Regions from separate parts of the Homo sapiens genome. Here region 2 is linked to region 1. The links are chromatin loops, found by intact Hi-C in ENCODE. Cell type or tissue: ovary. All regions are shown on one strand. Each heading gives the region's core, and the rest is flanking DNA. Links, peaks and the distances in the headings are about the cores only.

What was found. A loop is a pair of places that touch in the nucleus more often than their neighbours do. Peaks named below come from ENCODE experiments on the same cell type or tissue, not always from the same donor. Only the 100,000 strongest peaks of a DNase experiment are listed, where the experiment ranks them.
Region 2: a loop joins it to region 1, with 9 times the contacts of the local background. A loop is called at or near these places in 2 of 110 quality-filtered maps.

The regions. Positions count from the first base shown.
Region 1 is chr11:121,761,387-121,764,309 of GRCh38, forward strand. No RefSeq gene overlaps it. Among named protein-coding and RNA genes, the nearest start is that of SORL1-AS1, 310 kb to the left of the region's middle. In ovary, for the core only: no CTCF peak of the experiment used is centred there; a DNase peak (open chromatin) is centred at 1,569.
Region 2 is chr11:121,813,341-121,816,263 of GRCh38, forward strand. No RefSeq gene overlaps it. Among named protein-coding and RNA genes, the nearest start is that of MIR125B1, 290 kb to the right of the region's middle. In ovary, for the core only: no CTCF peak of the experiment used is centred there; no DNase peak of the experiment used is centred there.

The DNA of each region.
Region 1 (2,923 bases), core at 130-2,629:
ACCTCCAGGGTTTGATAAGCTCTCTGTCTCTCTCATTAGCTCAAGCAGCTCAAGCTCTGTCTGAACAGGATTCCAGTAAAAATGGTTACAGACTGAATAACGGTCTGTCTTTCCAACTAGCATGGGACTCAAATACTTAAAGGAACACAGCATTTTGGTAGTCAGACACAGTACATATACAGAGAACTATCATAAAACACTATAGCTCCAAACACAGACCATTATGACAAAATCAGGGACCTGCTCTCCTGAAAAAAAGATAACAGCTAACGTTTACCTGTATCTACAGTCCATTTTAATGTAATTTTATTATGACATGGATCACAAAACAAAAGTCGTTGAAGTCACAGACTCAAAGCATTTCAGAGCTGGGAGGCATTAGGGGTTATTTGTTTCAATTGTCCTGGTTTATAAATGAGGAAACTGAGGTCAGAAGAGATTACAGCTCAACAAAGGTCAGTTAAAGGCAGAACTTGAACACACCTGGGACTGCAATTCTTTCCACATGGGAAGGTAATCATCTTTCAGTGGCCTGCTGTGGGAAAATTTCTTTATTGGCTAGGCTTTGGCTCTCATGTTCTTTAAAGCTCTCTGGACCTCTCGTCCTTACTTTTGTAATACATCTTCACTGTCTTAGGAGGCCTGCGCATGAGATAGATGCTTTAACACCAGCTCAGGCTCCCAGGCTGCAGGGGAGCTCTGTGGGTGCAGGGAGGTTTTCTGTCTGTATTTTGGACTTTTGCATCATGCCTAGTGCCTTGTGGGAGCTCAACAACTCTTAGTTCTGTTCCTTTCTATTGCAGAATGTACTTGTTCAGTTGAATTGTGGTTGAGATAGAGGGTGGATATTTGATGGAGGGAGGTTGCAAGTGATCATGTCATCTACCAAGTATGAGAGAGTTGGAGAAAAAAGAAAAATCAGGAGGGGATGGGAGGCTAAAATGAAAAGACAAAGGGTGGGGGAAAAGTCGGAAAAAGACGACAATTGAAAGCACAAATCTAATTCCTGTTCAAATGCAAACAGGAGTCCAGAATGTGTCACATGTGTTCAGCCTGTGCAAGTGATTATGTAAATTAATTAAAAAGAAGGAGGGGAGGGGAACAGGGGTCCAAAAGGAAGTGCTCCCAAAGATTCCTGAGAATCCCATCCTTCCCCATCAGTGTTTGGAGAAGGATATGGATTCCATTTGTGCTGGCACTGTAAAAAAGAGGACGCCTTAGCCCTTAGTAGTCACAGGGAGGCAGCTCTCGCTGCAAAACCAGATGGGGTCTCATCACCCACACTATGCAGGTGGGGTCAACTTCCATGATATTAGCCCAGCAAACATCCAGGGGACTCAGCTCACTGCTGTTCTTTCATTTTCCTGTGGAAACCTTTCAAAAGTACTAATTCCGTGGTCAACCAAGCCAGAGCCTCAGGGAAGCCCAGATGCCCCACCTGCCTCTTGAGGGGCCCAGGCTGCTCGAACAGGCAGCAGTACCACTTCCCTTCCTCAGCTGCTGCACTGGAGGGAGTCGGAGAGCAGATCATCTTGGATACAAGCTGGTGGGGCTGCGGTGGCAGTCTCTGTTCAGGCTTTGTCGCTGCTTCCCAAGCAAGCCCCGTGGAACCTGGACAAGTTGGGGCTGGGGCCCAGACTCCAGGGATGCTTGAGGGTTGCACCCGTCAGAATCCCTGGCGCCAGGCCAGGCCAGGGCGGCCTGCTCCGTGAAGGAAATATTGAACATTCTGAGTCTTAAAGAGCAAACCTGGAACGGTTCCAAGATTACACTTAATACATCTGCTGGGAGCCACAGAGAAGGGAGACCGGGGGAATCTGCAAAAATAACACTTGCAGGGCCAGGAGAGCACACAGCATCAGCATGGCACAGGTTGTAAAAGTAACATCGTCCCTTACCTCTGGTAGCACTTATAGTTTCTGAAGCTCATTCATACACATGATCTTTTTGTTATTCTTTATGATTCTGAGAGGTAGGCAGGGAATATTGTTTTACGTAAGTTGCAGATTATGCATCTCTGTGCCTCATACAACACTTAACCTTGCAGGCTGTACAGTGAATAGTGAGTAAGTATGTGAGTGGATAAATGGACAAACTTCCACTTTACAGGGGAAGAAACTGACACAGAATTGTTGAATTCATTGAAAAGCACTCAACACCCTTGTGGGCACTCATGACATGCTAGGCACCATGCTAGGAAGACATGGTCCCCTCACTTTAGGTACTCATAGTCTAGGGAGTGAGAGGGTCAGAAACAAGTAACTAATAAGTAATTATGCAACTGGACACATGATCCATTTGAGGTGATTACGAGGGCTGTAGAAGACAGAAAGAGACAGACCGACTGCGGCAAGAGGATGTGAAAGTGACTTGTTCAATGGACTACAAAGTAGCATGAAAACTACTCTCCAGGTGTTCAGGCTCATGCTTTCTTTGTTTTACCTTTAGCTTGGCCAGGACAAGTCTCCTGTTTCTCTAGCCCCCACCCTCAGACTACCCTTGAATTGTTGCTATTTCATTCCTGAAGTTCTCCCTTTATCAGGAATTTATCTTTCAGCTTAGGGCTATATTAGCTTGTCTAAATTAAAATGTTCCATAGGAAGGATATTTATGTGAATCAGGGATAAGGAGATAAGCTTTCCTGGGGGTGGAGAGGGAATACACAAATGAGAGGCTTGAAGACTCTGGGCTCCCTAGGGGTTGGTGTGGGTGACTAGAGAGAGAGGAAATAAGAAGAAATAGAACAGGTGACTGGGGACTGTTAAAGGAAGCATCACCTTCACAATTTTGCTTTTTTTCCTCTAGAACATCCCTACATCAAATAAATATACCATGCATATGTACATACATACATGTGTGTACATATATACATGTATGTACATATATACATATGTATACATATAAACATACATACATGCATGCA
Region 2 (2,923 bases), core at 116-2,615, 52 kb after region 1:
CACATGCCATTCTCCTGCCTCAGCCTCCCGAGTAGCTGGGACTACAGGTGCCCACCACCACGCCTGGCTAATTTTTTTTTGTATTTTTAGTAGAGACAGGGTTTCACTGTGTTAGCCAGGATGGTCTCGATCTCCTGACCTCGTGATCTGCCCATCTCGGCCTCCCAAAGTGCTGGGATTACAGGCATGAGCCACCACACCTGGCCTGGAGTTCATTTTTCATGAAATTTTCCCTGATTCTAAGAAGTTAAATATACAATTCTATAGAAGTATCTTAATTCTTAACATATCATCACTTTCACTGACTTATTTATTTTTCAATGTCAATGTTTCTCATTTTTTGTGTTTACTAGAAACCTTAAATTGTGTCAGTTGTTGAAATGGGGAAGATTTCAGGAAATTGGAGAAAGATCAAAGCTATTAAAGACACTGCAATTAAAGTGAAGTAAAACGAATGAGAAATAAATATAAAAATAACTATTCATCGTTTGATTTAATTTTAGTTTTTTACATTTAGTAAACGTTTGTAAAAAGGGGATTTACAAAGAGTGTTTTGTGTGTGCCTGGTAATGTGTGTGATAGCATGCTGTAAACAATAAAGCATGTTATAAATGATCATTATTAATATTATTGTGTATAGCAGAAGCTCTTTTAACATGCGTCTGTTTAATTGACTTGCCAGATTAGTGAATGTTTTTCATTCCCTCTAAGACATTCTAACTAATGCCCTTAGCAGAGCAAGTACTTATAACTAGCAGGCTACTTTCTAGTAAGCCTGTACAATTATGCTCAGAAAAAATTGTATGCTTACTGAGAGAGCCAGTTGAGTTTATTCCAAAACCTGTTTATTCTAGTTGTACTTGAAATTATAATTGTAAATTTTAATTTGCTAATATATAAAGCAATAGAATATGATTGTGAAAAGATGTTTGCTGTTTATTTGAAAACAAACTTGAAATATTTTTGAAGGACTCAGTAAAGATGGATTACTTTACAAAGCTGCTGTTGATTTTATAGTTATGAGACCACTACAAAAATGTTGACAAAAAATCTAAAAATCTAGAATTCTGCACTTAGCTTTTTTTTTTTTTTTCCATGTAGCTTTCTTTATAAATGACTTGAAGTTCTGGCTTCACTTTAAAGAAACAAAAACCAGAGATCATGGGTGATGCTTGAAAGTGTATTGTTTATACAGTAAGAACTAAGCAGAACTCTGATCAGAAGAGTCAAAGAAAAAATTGTGGCCTTATTATTATAAGACTAGTAAATAAATTTACATTTCTATTTGATATAGTTAAAATTAAAATCTATAGTACTTTGTTATAAGTCCCCATCCACATATCCTCATTTTAAGTGGCTTTTTGTTTATCTATGAAACCTTAGGTTTCTGCTAGAACATGTTTCTGGTTAACTATCTCAGTGCTGGATGGTACTTGGTGCTAATGAGGCTAACCCTGTCTGATACTTTCCAGGCAATGACTCCTTAGATATGGGATGATCTGGGCACTGGTTGGAGACAACATCAAACTTACTAACTTAGGATCTAAGAAGAAAAAAAAAAAAGACTGTCCCCCTCGTGCAATAGCCCTCTTTATGTTCTAGCATGGTCTGACTCCTTAGGCCTAGTCTAGATAAAAAACACAAATGGGAGCTTTGGCAGTCTGGGGTGGCACTGAAGCCTGCAAGCCCAGATGTTAAATTAAATCAGGTGAGACATTGACCCAGGATGATTGAAGGCTCTGGAACTGGAAGGAAAATGTGAATCATATTTGAAGGGAGAATCAAAAGGTCATGTCCAGGGAAGCTGTGCCAAATGTTGAGTCTAAGAGCTAAATGAAGTTGTAAATGGAAAGGTGAGTCAAAAGCACAAAACTCGCATGGCTTGGAGCAGGATGAGATGAGAAGTTTTATATGAAATTAGTCATGGAGAAGGCTGTGATCAGTGTAGGAGTTTTAGGAACCTAATTTTTTTCAGTGGTCAATTTTGGCTTACAAACCAGTTAGGTGGGGAGAAACTAGGGGAAGTTTAAACTTAGAATCTTTTTGGGTTTCACTTATATATATAATACTTCAATATATGTAACCAATTTATTGACAAACTGCATTTTGTTGGATATATAAAGTTGAAACATTTTACTTTCTTTATCTCTGCCCCCATGTCATGTTGAGTTCACTTTTCATCCCGGATAGTGGCTCACTTAATGATAGCTTGGCTTGGTTGTAGAAATTCTATTGCTGTTAGTTATTTAAGTGGTTTTATATTGGTTTCTAAGATCCAGTACTTTCAACTTAAAACTTTCATCTCATATTACATTCAAAGTAGTGCTTCTCTCCTCCACCAATACTGGGGTTTTATTGTCTTGTAGTGAGGATCTGTGTTGTGTGGACTGGCTCTCAGAGAGTTCTACACAGTTCTTCCTGCAAGTAATTTCTTAGATGTTAGGACAGAAGAAAGGAAAAAAACAAAAAAGAAAAATGAACACTTTCTTCATGACTGAGCCATGTTGCAGTCTTGCCCTTGGATGGTCATGATGGCTGCTCTTGCTCATTGTCCATGAACTCCAAGTACGTGAATAGTTGCTAAACATGCCTTGCAGACGAGGAACTCTTAATCTAGAGGAGTAAGTCATTGGTGACGTCTTAGAAGATTCAGCTGCATCTTCCTGCTGACTCCCAGGAGATGGCATCACACTTTGCTTCTCCTATATTCCCCTCTCACCTTGCTGTGTCAGTTCTGGGGAGGCTGTAGCTCTTAATCTTCTCAACTCATGTCTAGTTCCAGCCACAGAATGAAATATCAGCCTCTCCATCTTGCTGATACCCTCAAACTTTATAAAGTGATTTGTTCTCAGTTAAGGGGCAAGAGAAGTTCCCTAAGATGAGGCAAGGGATAGCTCTTTTTCACAAGCCCTGCAATGCCCTA